Linked DNA regions of Homo sapiens: region 2 is linked to region 1. Evidence: chromatin loops called from intact Hi-C (ENCODE). Cell type or tissue: HCT116. All regions are shown on one strand. Links, peaks and the distances in the headings refer to the core of each region. The heading gives the core; the rest is flanking DNA.

Region 1 (8,634 bases), core at 2,113-6,112:
AGAGCTGAACTGAAGGATATTGAAACACATGAAAAAATTCAAAAGATCAATGAATTCAGGAGCTGGATTTTTGAAAAAAAAATTAATAAAATAGGCTACTAGCTAGACTAATAAAGAAGAAAAGAGAGAAGATTCAAATAAACACGGTCAGAAACGATAAGGGGGATATTACCATTGACCCCACAGAAATACAAATAACTATTACAGAATATTATAAACACCCCTATGCACATTAACTAGAAAATTTAAAAGAAATCGATAAATTCCTGGACACATACACCCTCCCAAGACTGAAGCAGGAAGAAAATGAATCCCTGAACAAAACAATAATAAATTCTGAAATTGAGGCAGTAATAAAAGCCTACCACCACCACCAACAATAAAAAAAGCCCAGGACCCAGTGGATTCACAGCTGAATTCTACCATATGTACAAAGAATAGCTGGTACCATTCCTATTGAAACTATTCCAAAAAAAAACTGAAAAGGTGGAACTCCTTTTTAACTCATTCAGTGAGGCCAGCATCATCTTGATACCAAAACCTGACGGAGATACAACAAAAAAAGAAAACATCAGGCCAATATCCTTGACAAATGTTGATGCAAAAATTCTCAACAAAATACTAGCAAACCAAATCCAGCAGTACATCAAAAAGCTTATCCACCATGATCAAGTAGACTTTATCCCTGGGATGCAAGGTTGGTTCAACAAACACAAATCAATAAATGTGATTCATCACAGAAACAGAACTAAAGACAAAAACTACATGATTATCTCAATAGCTGCAGAAAAGATTTTTGATCAAATTCAACATCCATTCATGTTGAAATCTCTTGATAATCTAGGTATTGAAGAAACATACCTCAAAATAATGAGCGCCACATATGATAAACCCACAGCTACCATCATACTAAATGAGTAAAAGCTGGAAGTATTCCCATTGAAAACCGCCACAAGACAAGGATGCCCTCTCTCGCCACTACTGTCCAACATAGTATTGGAAGTTCTGGCCAGGGCAATCAGGCAAGAGAAAGAAAGCAAGGGCATGCAAATAGGAAGAGAGGAAGTCAAACTATTCCTGCTTGTAGCCGTCATGATCCTGTATCTAGAAAATCCTATAGTCTCAGCCCAAAAGCTTCTCAGGATAATGAATAACTTTAGCAAAGTCTCAGGATACAAAATCAATGTGCAAAAATCACTAGCATTGCTATAACCAACAATAGCCAAGCTGAGAGGCAAACTCCCATTCACAATTGCCACAAAAATAATAAAATGCTTAGGAATACAGCTAACTAGAGAGGTGAAGTCTCTCTCTGCAAGGAGAACTACAAATGTTCTTTTAAGTGAAGTAGATATAGTTGATTCTTTCATGTTAAAGCTGCGAGATTAAAAAAAATAGGATGCCAAGTTAAATTTAAATTTCTAATAAACAAGAAACAATTTTTGGTGCAAATATGTCCCAAATACTGCATGAGACATACTTGCACTAAAAAACTATTCTTGTTTCATTTAAAATTCGAATGTAACCCAATGCCTTGTATTTTATCTGACAATCAAATTTCATGTCATTTTGAAGAAAGTAATCATGGATAGTTTGAATAAAGAAGAAGAGTTTTCTTTACGGGATCTTAGCAAAAAACAAGAATTCATTTGTTGTAAGTTATCAAAAGCTTTTAATTGTCCTACAAATATAATTAAAATTTAGGAATCACTTTTGATTTGGGCAAAGAATAAAATGTAAAGAGAAATGTAAAGAGGTTTACAAAAGAATGAATACAAATAAAATGGACCCTTAGAAGAATAAATATTTTCACTTAAAACAGGACATAAAAAAGCCTAATTTTGAATGTCTTTGAAGAACCTTCAGATCATTCCAGATGTAAAATTTGTGTAGGAGATTGAAAGCATAGCCTTTTCTACTCATTTTAACAGATATTCATTTCCTTTGAAGTGATATATTTTAAGGTCTTCATATCAAGAAACATGCTGCAATTAGCTAGGAGCAAATAGCATTCACTTATTCAGATCTAATATGGTGTTATGAAATCATCTTATAACCAATATCTGGTATAAATCTAAAATTAAGATCAGTCCTAGTTAGTTGTAAAAATAAATTTTATGTTTAATATTTTAGAGGGAAAAAAACAGGAAAATTTCTCTGTACAAATATAAGAATTCTGAGGGGAAGCTTAACGCATTTAAAATTATCTTTGCAAAGACAGATGTTCAGCTAATCACTTTACACAGTTTTCCTCTTGCAAGAAAATATTAAAATATATATATCTCTTAAATGAAAATATTTATTTGTCACTTATGTACACAATTAATAGCTTGGGACCTGAAGTTTAGGCTTACTAAATGTATCTTTTATTCCCATTGAATTCTAATACCAGGAATAAAGCAAACAACTTTAAAAGAAACCTAGAAGTTTCTTTTTGCCCAATAAATGTAATGTTCTGGATTCATAACATTATCCCTACAGTGTACCAGGCTTTTGTAAGTCAAAACTTTTTGCTTAATATTTCTGACTGGATCCTAGAATTAATAATGGCAGTGCCAAACTTTAGCAAATAAATCTTTTATACCTTGTAACAGATCCCCATTAATGCAACCCATGGCCATAGACATAGACCTATAATTCACATATTATTTCTTTCTACAGGTAAAAATCATAGACATATAATTCCATGTTCTAGTGCCATGGGTCTCACCTTCGGTTTAGTATATGTTCTCACAAAGTAGTGGGCTTTCTGAGCCACTATTTCATCTCTTTCTTTACAACAAATTCCCATATGTAGAAAAAAAGTCTCAAGCTTGATTCTTAAACTAATAGAAATTATTATTGCTCTATTTTCTAAGTAGTTTTTAATCTTTCAAAAGATAGTGTCAGGTGGAAAACACATTTAAAACACACAACTACATTTGGAAGATGTTACTTGCAATTGAAACTTCTGAAGAAAAACTTTGCTTGTAGATTATTTAGACTTTCTGCTATTTGTATTTTGAAGCAATTAACAGATAAAGTAGGCATACATCATAATGTTCTATTGAACATGAGAACTGCAAATTTTAACTACATTATCTAGAAAATGGCAACTGATCAAGTTTCAATAAAAGAAAAGAATGCATAATAGTTTGAGTGACTGAAGAGGTAAGTGAAAGCAAACTTTATTTTTTGTGCCCATAATTGGTGATTCTAATCCCCTTTTCTCATTAATAAGTAAAGATGTAATAAGTAACCTTAATATAAATTAGAAACTGTGGCTTCATTGTAAAATTTACTTCTTTTCATCTGTTAAATAAGCACAAGGATCTATATACTACTATAAGGGTTAATTGTTAATTTTATATGTTACAATAGTGAAATAATTAGAAGTAGGGACACAAAATAAATGTGAGTTGAATGGACAATAATCGGTGCTGTATAGTTAAGACATATAAAATCAGACAAAAGAGTAAAGATATAGAAAACCAAACCAATCTAAAGGTTGTGTTTGACCTTCATGATAAGCTATTACAGAATTCACCAAAACGAGTTTTTATTACTTCATGAAAAATACCACTATTCTTGATTTTTTTTTTCTAGATCTTAAACAATTATTAGACTATTGGATAATTGGGGCCTGTAAAAGTGTCCTGCAAATGTTAATAAATGCATTAAACATATTTCAATAGGTGCATACACATTTCATATTTGAACATATAACACAATGTATTATAAACAAGAAAAAAATAATGGTTGAATTTTATTATGATTAGCGACATCCATTCCTGGTAAAAACATTCTAAGCATTGGAGAAATTCAAAGTAAATGCTTTAATGAAAGTTATGAATGGGATTTAACATGGGAACTATGCATATGCAATATCATATTTTTCATATCAATGAAAAATTCCATAAAAATAGCTATATTAAATTTCATATGTAAATATTTAACAAATATGTTTGTATTCTTCTATTTTTATACAATGAATATTAATACATATTGCATTTATTTATTTTAATGACATTTATTTAAGTTCAATTGTACAAAACCTAATTTGTTGTCAAAAGTATCAAGCAATAAATTTTAAATATTGTACAGGGAATAATCGAGCATGCAAAATTGAAAACCCCATGTAAAGACAGCATGATAAGCTCACTGGAAATTTTTTAATTAAATAAGCTTAAAAAGACATTGGACTAAATGCTAATATATGGAATATAAGATTTCCCAATGTTAATTTAGTTAACAACTTTTTTGTAGTAGCATACACACACATACCACCTTTATGTACTATCTCTAGAAGTAAAATAGTAAACTATATAAGATAGATATATATGAGTAGAACAAGGAGGACATCTTGAGGTCATTTCAGAAATGTACATGATTTTATTGAGTCTGCACACAGTTTATGATTTTTAAAAACAGATCCTTCAAGCTAAGTTAACACTTCTAATATAAAATGTATTTTTTCTTCATAAAAACAAAGGAAAAGCAAAAGCTTTTAGATTCACTTGAAAGAATTCTCTCTCTTTCTCTGTCTCTCACACAAACACACACCCATACACACATACATATACACACATAACGATTACAAAGAAGTTGTTTTTTACTGAATAAGAGATAAAATTTTAAAATAAGCATACGTCTGTACAAACTGTTCTGGCAAAACTATCTTAAATATTTTTCCACAGTAGTAAAATATAACCCTTCTACAAATATTGGTTCGCTGCATTTAATTAATCCACTGTATACCTATTTTCACTTCCTACTTCTACAAAAATAGAAATAACAGCTAACAGGAGGTTTGGAGTTTCCTCATTTATGTCTTTTCCTATGAACCTTGATTTAAAGCTGGACTTGCAGGACCATTGACAGAATGTTCTGGCCCCTCAGTGCCACTCGTGGGTTCAGAACCTTCAGCCTGTTCCTTTGCTTCAGGGAGCTTTTCTGGGGCACCAAGTGGATTAACACAATTAGCATCCTGCTTTACTTTGTCCACTTCATTATCAAATTCAATTTTATCTTCTTGATGGTTGTTTTTCTTTACTTGTCCATTCTGAGCAGGGTAGGTGCTGGCAATGACGTCATATAGGAATTGATATTGCTCCTAGTAAAGGAATTAAGTGGGAAATTACATGAAGAAAGTTGATGTCATTATTTTTATGCCAGATGAAGATTAGCAAGAACTAATGATTTATTTGTGGAAGTATTGGATGACAGAAAAGTACTTTTTGATATGTTCTCATAAAAACATCTAAATAATTTAGTTTCTTTATGGTGCTAAAGGGTTGACTGCAGGATACTTTTTGAACTTTACCTTGGAGCAACCCCAAACCAGTGTTCACTCCGCTCATGGGCCATTTCCATGCCTTTGCTCATGATGCCACGTTTTGTACTTATCCTCCTGTCTAATGCCTACACATTATTTAAGAATCAGGGCAGGAATCACTGCTTCGAGAAGCGTTTCTTGATTCCTAAAGTTTAAATTAAATGCCCTCATTCATGTTCTTCTTATAATTTTTCTGTCATTTTACTCACTACATTGATTAGTAAATACCTGGCTTTCCCTCATACCAATTAGCTCTTTATAGCAAGAGCACATAGCAAGCATTTGATACATTTTTAAGTACCAAGATATGAAATCTCAATATCATACATGATTAAAAGCTTTATATATTTTAGTGAGTAATTAAGTTTACACTGTGAATAAGGATTAATTCCCAGATGACCATCTACAGTTACTACCACATAGAGGGTATACACGATAGATCGATTACAAGAATATAAAACTTATTTTCCTTCCTGTATCCACATTTCTTTGCAATGTGAATTTGCAGGCCCTCTCAAGAAGTGGAGTCTATTTCCCTACCCCTTGAATCTGGGCAGGCTTTATGACTTATTTATTTGGCTAATAACATACAGAAGAAGACATGTGTGTCACTTTTAAGCCTGGGCCTCAAGTGGTCTCACACAAGTCTTCTTTCCCTTGTGGAACTTGCTGCTTTAATGTGAATAGGCCTGGGCTAGTCTTCTGGATGAGGAGGGACATGTGGCCCACTCACTGTTGTTGCCATAGCTAAATGGCAGCCACATGCCAGCCTACTGGCAGTGTAGGTCACTTTAGACCAGCCAAACTGTAGGGCACACATCAGCTGAAGGCAGACACATGAGTCAGCCTGGTCTCTATTGCCTGAGCCTGAGGGCACCAGCAGAACATTCCAGCATATCATTAGACTACTGAACCATAATAAATGTTATTTGTTTAGGCTCCCAAATTTGGGGGTGGTTTGTTACACAACACAAATCGATACAGGAGTGAAGGAAAGAAAATTAAGAAATTCATGAGCATTTAGGGAAAGGCTCTTCATGAACTGTCACAACAAAGTGCTAGTAAACTTTAGGCTCTTATTTAGACTTATAATAATTTAATGTGAATTATCATGTAAAAGTAGAAAAGCTAAAAGAATAGGAAAGAAAATAGAGAAGAGAAAAGGAAAGGGGAAAAAAGAACAAACGAGAGGAAAGGAGAGGAGAAAAGAAAAAAGGAAACCGTCAAAAAGAAAAAAAAAATTCCGAGCATGTTAAAAGCAATGGTGAAGGATACTTACGAATGTGGAAACCATGCCTGGCCTAGCTTTGCGTAGAGCTTTTACCACTTGAAAAATATCCACTACCTCTTCTGTTTCCGCACTTTCTAAGAGATTTAACAAAGCACAAAATATTCCCGTTTGCTGAGATCCATCCCTATAAAAGAAAGAAAAGATAGAAAATAATCCTACTTCTCACCAAAAAGGGTGATATTAGAATAAAAACAGGAAGAGAGAGAATATATTTTTTGCTTCATGTTTATCATAATTATCTTATTCCAACCTCTTTCAAGAACCAAATTATTTACGCTAAATGCATTTTTAGGCAAATTTTTCAATTTAAGAGTGTGATAATCCTGGAATTGAAAACTTATTTGTCTTCGACTTTACAAATATATTTTCTTTTATTTAGTATTTTATGGATTTTAATGCATTTTTATTTACATCTGAAGTTGTTGAAACCAATATCAGAATGCCAGTATGATAGATAAGGAAACCAAGATTTGGAGAAGAGAAAGCTGATGTAATCAGAAATATTAGACCTAATATTTTGTAAATTACTAGAACACATGCTCTTCTTCACTCTTCTGCCTCTCTACCACGTTTCACAAATGTTTTCACTTCTGCATCAGTAGAAAAGTAATACCTAGTAGAATTATTCACTAAAAAGAGGGCAATCAAATAGTTTACCAAACAATGAGAAGTATAAAGCATTATCATAAAGATTCAATTTAAACAATATGTTATCAGCAGGACACTTTAGTTATTGTACATAAATCATATTCTAAGAAACATATATAGTTTTACAGTGTAAACTTCCCTTCCTCAGCTTTCTTTCCACATAAATGCTGAAAATTCATATATTTCTTAAGGCTTGATTCTAGTATATGCAATTCCAATAATAACAATTAGACTTTTTCAAAAATTCCAAAAGTTTTTCACTAGATAAACATTTCTCATTTTACTTTACTATTTTTCGTTTCTCATTTACTTCAATATTCTTTTTCATGTAAACTTTTATATTATATATCTTTCTTTCAATTATATTGCTTATTTAAGGTGAATATGTAAGCACCTATCACAGATGAAGAAACTAATAAAATCTAGTAGTATTATTGATATTACCACAATCTTTGCCTTTGGTTCAGTTTAGAAAATTAAATAATGAGTTTCAAATCAAAATTGCTAAGCTTTGTGATTTCAGTTAATATTTAACTTAAAATATGTTTAATAAACTTTGTGTTCATTAAACATATTAGGTGTCTTTGTGACACCTAATAGAGTAGATCAATGTATATGGGTATATGTGTAAGGTGATACCCATCTACCTATCTGTTCACACACCCTTCCATTCATTAATTCATTCACACAAATGACATTCCTGGCTCAATGTTAGCTACCAAGGAATCAAAGATGACATGACACCAAGTATTAAAAAACACAACTTAAAATTATTGCACTATAATATAATCACTTCTATTATATTTCTACAATAGTTGTGTTGTGGAAACAACCAAGAGAGTGACCGACTCCATAAGAAGTTTTTACTGTGGTTATGTGTTTCATATATGAGGATAACTAGATAAGACAACATGTGAACCGAGAAGTCAAGCATTATGATTTTGAGAGCACATTCTACCAAATCCCACGCACCTGCAGTGAATGAGTAGAGGTGTACTCTTGTGATGCTTGTTCCCTTCAGAGGAATTCTTCTGGGGAAGTTTTTGTTTGACGACCTGAATCATAGAGATTAATTCCTTGGGTTCTGCAGGAAGCTGCTCCACACTCCAGTTTGTATATTGGTACTGGTACACAGTTCGAGAGTCTTTCCTCTAAAATCAGAATTGAAGAGAGCATTAACTGGAGTGAAGTTCAGCTTATTTTCTAATTTGATAGTCATATTTTCTTCACAGTTACTTCTATTTAAATAATTTTAAAATGTTATTCTGAAACATTATTTATATGATGGCCTTGCCTGCATAGAGTAATTTATATTCATTTTGCTACCAGATCCATTATATCAAAGAAATATACTCCCCAAATTGTTTCCATACCTTGGAAT
Region 2 (7,155 bases), core at 271-4,270, 1.8 Mb before region 1:
CTACCACATTGTTTCAGTGAATGTGCCTTTCAATTTGCTTTAATATCCGGTAAGGCAGATCCTTCCTTACCGTTCTTCTCTGTCAGAATTTTCTAACTATTCTCAACTGTCTATTATTTCAGATATATGCTAAAATGATTTTGTCAAATTTAAAAAATTTTGAATTTTATAAGCCTATGCACCAATTGAAATAAAGCGTTCTCCCATGAATGTGCCTGCCTCTTTTCTCAGGTGTCTTGCTAATTCTAATCCAACAGGAGAAAGCCTCTTAAAAGTCCCCGGCAGACGACAGAAAGGAAAATTAGAGGCAGATAATAGCTCTCTTGGGTGACTAGTATTGAACATTATGTATTTCCTTGTCAGAACAATTAGCAAGGAAAAAAAATTAGTAGATGCCTTAAAACCTACTAGAAAGTTAAGTGGGCAATTGCAGAAGTAGAATTATATGCACATGTATGTAAAAAAAGTCAAAATGGCTTTAATTGTAAATAGATTGTACACATTCAAGAGAATGGCCACAACTGTGTTTCCTTCATAATTTGGAATGCTCTCTGTGCAGGTAGTAAAGAGCTTGTGTCAGTATAAACCCAGCTGCACTGTGTTTTGTGCCCTACACCCCTTCATTCTGTGGGTTGATGTGTGACCAACAGAGTTAAGCATGATTCGCTTAGCTGAGTCAGGATCAGATGCTAGGGATCTTAAAAATAGATGTGTTGGAGAGCAGACTTAGCTTTATTTCATGAAACATGGAGTCTCACAGGCTGCATACTAAACCCTGACGGAAACTTTAGCATTTTAAGCCGACTGAGCAAAAATTCTTTCTCCTTTGGTCTAACTCAGCTTCAGTGGAAATCTAAGAAAAAGAAAGAGGGAGAGAAGTTCCCTGATTTTATAAAGACTGTCCAGTGATTGTGTGAGCTACTTATAAAAGTAAATCTAAAGATCTTTATTCACTTGCACAGGGTTTAAGTTAAAGTAGTAACAATGTTGGATATCTTTCTGGTATAGAGAAGGCAATATTCACAATTTCTTTTTTCTTTTCTTTTCTTTTTTTTTTTTTTTGAGACAGAGTCTCGCACTCTTGCCCAGGCTGTAGTGCAGTGGCACGATTTCGGCTCACTGCAAGCTCTGCCTCCCGGATTCTCGCCATTCTCCTGCCTCAGCCTCCCGAGTAGCTGGGACTACAGGCGCCCACCCCCACGCCCAGATAATTTTTTGTATTTTTAATAGAGATGGGGTTTCACCATGTTAGCCAGGACGGTCTCGATCTCCTGACCTTGTGATCCGCCCACCTTGGCCTCCCAAAGTGCTGGGATTATAGGCGTGAGCCACTGCGCCCGGCCAATATTCACAATTTCAAAAGGACTATCTGGGAGTTTTAGTAGTCTGGGCAAGCTGATTGCTCTAACAAACAACCCTTACACTGAGCAGCTTAACACAATAAAACTTTATTTCTCACTCATGTCACATTTTAATGTGGGTCAATGGGGCACTCTACTCCATGCAGTCATGCAGGGATCCAACTCTACCTTGTGGCTCCACCCTCCTTTAGGTTCTTGGATCTTCTCCTTCCAGCCAGCAGATGGGAAAAGAAAAGGAGCATCCCATGTAGAATGTTTTAATAGGCCAGGTCTGGACGTAATGTTTCCAATGGGTAGAATTTAGTCCCTTGTCCACACCTAACCTCAAAGGAGACTGGAAAATGCAGTCTAGCAGTGTGCCCAGGAAGAAGTGAGGAGCACAGATGTTGGTGATTACTAGTGGTTTCTGCCATAGGACTCATTTCTTTCTTTCTTTTTCTTTTTCTTTTTTTTTTTTTGAGATGGAGTTTCACTCTTGTCACCCAGGCTGGAGTGCAATGGCACGGTCTTGGCGCACTGCAACCTCCACTTCTCGAGTTCAAGTGATTCTCCTGCCTTAGCCTCCTGAGTAGCTGGGATTACAGGCACCTGCCACCACACCTGGCTAATTTTTGTATTTTCAGTAGAGACAGTGTTTTACCATGTTGGCCAGGCTAGTCTTGAAATCCTGACCTCAAGTCATTCTCCCGCCTCAGCCTCCCAAAGTGCTGGGATTACAGGCGTGAGCCACCGTGCCTGGGCAGGACTCATTCATTTCTTCATGCACTCATTCATTCATAAATACTTACTGAACAGTCATTATGTGCCAGATACTAGCTAAGAAGATAGGACTTCAGAGTATCTGCCTTCAGGAAAATACAGTCTTGGTCTTGAATCCTCACCTACTAGCTGTGTAAGTTTCATCTGTTTGAGCTGCTAGGTAGGGATGAATGGAGCTTGCAGTGCCATTGTGAGGGCTGCATGAAATAATATATATGAAGCCCCTATCATGTTTACATACATGTAAATGACCTATTCTGCATTGATCATATGTTTTCAATATTATTTGCTATTACTGTTAAGACACAGAATTCACACAATGCTTGCTTTCCCCTCAAATCTCAAAATAGTAGATTTGTGCTATCACTTTCACTGTTTACAAATTAGCCGGGTTTTCCTTCTATCCAAACACCATTTTTCCAAATACAAAAAATACTTAATTCTTCAACCCAAGTAGTTTATGGTTTTTATTATAGCCCATTTGTGCCCTTCATATTGAGAAAAGAAAAACATTCATTTGAAAGCCTAGAAGCTATTGGCAGTATAATCAGTGGGAGTACCAGCGAAAGGAATCGCATAGGTTTGCACAATAAAACCTCGAGTTTGAGGGACAAAGAGGTCTAGCCATCCACTGTTGTGTTCACATTGGCCACTAGATGGCAGTGTCTCACAGGAATATGATGACCCACTCTGGGGCACTAATGGGTATTTGCTCTTGGACTTCAAGTCTTAACTTCAAAACAAACTAAAGAGAGATGAAAGAAGCAGCATAAAAATATTAATTTTTTTGTTCTTAAACTTGTGAAAAGAAATATCTCTAAACACTCTCAAAATGTTCTCTTGTGACATTTTATATCCATTTTTATACCTTGAGGCCAATAGAAATAATGCAGTTATTAAAGTTTATGAACACTGACTGTGTGTGCACGAGGCTCTTGGAGTTTTCTGAGTCAGTTTCTGAGTGCCCTTTGAGCTTGATTTCTATTCTTGGTTTTCCATGCACATTTGGGAGCTGGTCTTGATTGAAGCTGCTGATAAAATTCTCATTTTTTTCCTGGTTAAAAAAAAAAAAAGGCTGGGCGCGGTGGCTCACGCCTGTAATCCCAGCACTTTGGGAGGCTGAGGCAGGCGGCTCACGAGGTGAGGACTTTGAGACCAGCCTGGCCAACATAGTGAAACCCCGTCTCTATTAAAAATACAAAAAAAAAAAAAAAAAAAAAAAAATAGGTGGGCGTGGTGGCGGGTGCCTGCAATCCTAGCTACTTGGAAGGCTGAGGCAGGAGAATCACTTGAACCCGGGACGCAGAGGTTGCAATGAGCCGAGATCGCGCCACTGCACACCAGCCTGGGCGACAGTGTAAGACTGTCTAAAACAAACAAACAAAAGAAAACGAAACACAAAAACGCCAGGCATGGTGGCTCACGCCTGTAATCCCAGCAATTTAGGAGGCCATAGTGGGCGGATGGCTTGAGGCCAGGACTTCGAGACAAACCAGGCCAACATGGTGAAAACCTGTCTCTACTAAAAATGCAAAAATTAGCCGGGCGTCATGGCGGGCGCCTGTAGTCCCAGCTACTTGGGAGCCTGAGGCAGAATTGCTTGAACCCAGAGGGCAGAGGTTGCAGTGAGCTGAGATCGTGCCACTGCACTCCAGCCTGAGCGACAGAGCGAGACTCCGTCTCAAAAAAAAAAAAAAAAAAAAGAATGAGACATTCACTCATTCACTCAGAGACATCCAGAGATACTGAAAGCTAATGGGAGAATTTCTAGCAGTGTTTATCCTTGAAGTGCTCATAAGACTGTCCAGCCTAGAATGGAAGTTAGGTAATGTTTTGTTTGTTGCTTAGTTTTAATTCATAGCTATGTGTTTTCTTTTTCAGAGAACCAAATACTGAGTGGCAATTCATTAGACGTGGTTGGAGATGATGCCTTAAAAGAGAGCTTTATTAATAATAATAATCACAGAAGTTATTGTTTACTGAGATATCACTATATGTCAGGCACTGTTCTAAAGGCTTTGCATATATTATGTCATCTAATCCTCACTCCAGCCAGGTATGAAAAATACTATTGTTATTGTTACTTTACAAGCAAGGAAACCGAGAGAGAGAGAGGTTAAGCAACGTGTTCAAGGTCACAGGGCTAGTAAACAGTAGATTCAAAATTTGAGCATGGGTTTATCTGGCTCCAAAGCCAATTTTAAAAACCGAAGCCCTTGTTTTTCTTTTTTAATATGTCATATTTCTTTTCTTTTCTTTTTTTGAGACGGAGTCTCTCTCTCTTGCCAGGCTGGAGTGTAGTGGTGCAATCTCGGCTCATTGCAACCTCCACCTCCCGGGTTCAAGCGATTTCTCTGCCTCAGTCTCCCAAGTAGCTGGGACTACGGGCGCCCGCCACCACGCCTGGCTAATTTTTTGTGTTATATTAGAGACGGGGTTTCACCATGTTGGCCAGGATGGTCTCGATCTCCTGACCTCGTGATCTGCCCGCCTCGGCCTCCCAAAGTGCTGGGATTACAGGCATGAGCCACTGCGGGCAGCTGTCATGTTTGTTTTCTTATTGGATTGTCTCCCTGCCTAGACTGTGAACTCCACCAGGGCAGTGATGATGTATCTATTTTGTTCATCATTTCCAGATGTGTCAGATACCCAGCAGGTATCAAGAATGATTTGTCAAAGGAAGAAATGTATAGTGATCATGTTTTCAGGATAAAAATAGTCATGTGTTTCTAGAAGATGGTTTTTATTGATTTGTTCATTTACTTATATGAAGTCCTGTAAAAGTTTGAGTGTGGTGGCTCACGCCTGTAGTCCCAGCACTTTGGGAGGCCAAGGCAGGCAGATCACTTGAGCCCAGGAGTTTGAGAGCAGCCTGGGCAACATAGCAAGACCCTGTCTCTATGAAAATAAAATAAAATAAAATAAAATAAAATAAAAAAGTCATGTAAAGATAAAATATTTCATCGCATTTAAAAATAACCCTTAAGAAATCAACATAATCAAGACAATTTAAATTGCTGAAATCAGCAATGTTGGGAAGACAGGATTGCTGCCCGAAAAGAGCTGCAGTAGACTGAGAAGTCAGCACACAGCAGCATGAAGATGGACAGCCTGGGCCAGGCACTGTAGCTCACGCCTGTAATCCCAGCACTTTGGGAGGCCGAGTTGGGCAGATCACCTGAGGTCGGGAGTTCGAGACCAGCCTGACCAACATGGAGAAACCCTGTCTCTACTAAAAATACAAAATTAGCCAGGCATGGTGGCGCATGCCTGTAATCCCAGCTACTCGGGAGGCTGAGGCAGGAGAATTGCTTGAACCTGGGAGGCGGATGTTGTGGTGAGCCAAGATTACGCTGTTGCACTCCAACAGGAGTGAAACTCTGTCTCAGAAAAAAAAAAAAAAAAAAAAAAAAAAAAAAAGGGCAGCCTGGGGTGAGGATCTGGTAGGTGAAACCAAAACCCTGCTCTGAGAGTTCAGAGAGGAGAGTGGACCTTTGGGCATGGTGATGCATCCCTGCAGTCCCAGCTACTCTGGAGACGGAGGTGGGAGGATCACTTGAGCCCAGGAGTTCAAGACTGCAGTGAGCTATGACTATACTACTGCATAGTCATATGCAATATGACTTCCTTCCTTTCTTCCTTCCACTCCAGCCTGACAGAGTAAGATCCTGTCTCTAAAAAAAATAAAATAAAATAAAAAAGAGAGAGAGAGTGGGTTTTGAGGAGGGAGTGTGTGAAGGAAAGCCTCAGAGTGGTGCAGGAGGGCAGGTTGCTATAGGTGGCCTAGAATGGGTACAGTTTACTAAGTCAGCAAGAAGGGTGTTGGGTCACTCATGCTCCTTCCACCCCCAATGCCCCATCTGCTGCTTTGTCTCAAGTAGAAATAAGTATGACAGAGCTTGCAGCACCTACCTTCTCTTGCAAGTTCCCAGTTTAAACTTGTGCACTAAATCTCACCTTTAATGAGAAGCAGCTTTTGGTGTCTCAGCAATAGTTCTGGAGCCTCCTCCTACCGCTGTCAGGTTTGGGGGTTTTATTTTTGTGTGTGTAATTGGAAAATTCCCCTGTGAGACTGGAAAAAGGCATCAATGTCGCTACAAAAATGGTCTCCGGATCCAACCTATGGGATTGGGCAAGCTTCTGAAAGTGAAGCCCATCAGAGAGGTGAGGGTCAGGTGGGTAATTTCACTCGTCGCTCTGGTCAGACATTGGTCTTTGTTCTGTACAATTAGGAGATGACAACAGCCTGGGGACGATGAGGCTGCAGCGAGCAACACAACACATAAAACACATTTACGACACCTCCCGTGGCAGAGCTGGGTGGCGGCTGGCGGCATCCAGGCAACAGGAGCAGTTTTGTGCTGTGCCTGAGAGCCGCCATTGCAAACTCCCAAAAGGATATTGGTGTCGCTAAAACGAGCTCCTTGTGTCCAAATACCAATCTGCAGGTCTTTCTCCTTCCACATCTCTCCTCACCTCCTTCTGCCTTGTTTATCTTTTCTTCACCAAAGACAAAAAGAAACCATCGCCAAATGTCTTCTCTCTCACTCTCTTTTGTCCACCAAAGCCAAATTCTCTTATCCATGATCTTCAATAATTTATTCTGGAAAATTCACCAGGAGAATTTATTTTGCATTTCAATGTCTCCATGATTGAGTAGTGTGTGTAATGTCTAAGCATGGCCATTTGCACTGATAGATAACTAGAAAAGATTTGCTTATGAAGCAAGGAAACATTTCCATTTACAAGAGCATCTCTCCTCTCTTCCACATTCCTGATTTTTAGCAAAGTGCCCTTCACTTGCCAGAGACTCGACTTGCATTGCTTGTAGAGAAATTGCCCGCTTGCCTCTTGGTGTAAGACTCGCTTCCCCTCCCATCTCCAGTTTGCATGTCTCTGAATTCCCCAAATCTTCTGGGCTCATATTTAATAGACCAGTGTTTGTGTAAATCAATGCCTATAAACCGTTCACTTGAGAATGGGGAGCTGGTATTTTTTATGACTCAAAGGACAGTAAAAGCAGCCTCCACATAGG

Evidence for each region. A loop is a pair of places that touch in the nucleus more often than their neighbours do. Peaks named below come from ENCODE experiments on the same cell type or tissue, not always from the same donor. Only the 100,000 strongest peaks of a DNase experiment are listed, where the experiment ranks them.
Region 2: a loop joins it to region 1, with 4 times the contacts of the local background. A loop is called at or near these places in 6 of 110 quality-filtered maps.

The regions. Positions count from the first base shown.
Region 1 is chr1:198,752,364-198,760,997 of GRCh38, reverse strand. PTPRC (protein tyrosine phosphatase receptor type C) reads right to left here. Exons shown (of 33, transcript NM_002838.5): 30 at 8,627-8,634; 31 at 8,226-8,404; 32 at 6,594-6,729; 33 at 3,522-5,092. The coding sequence ends at 4,817. Among named protein-coding and RNA genes, the nearest start is that of PTPRC-AS1, 90 kb to the right of the region's middle. In HCT116, for the core only: no CTCF peak of the experiment used is centred there; a DNase peak (open chromatin) is centred at 4,341.
Region 2 is chr1:200,505,938-200,513,092 of GRCh38, reverse strand. No RefSeq gene overlaps it. Among named protein-coding and RNA genes, the nearest start is that of ZNF281, 99 kb to the right of the region's middle. RefSeq lists a silencer at 2,693-2,742. In HCT116, for the core only: a CTCF peak has its summit at 2,765 (motif pointing right); a DNase peak (open chromatin) is centred at 2,782.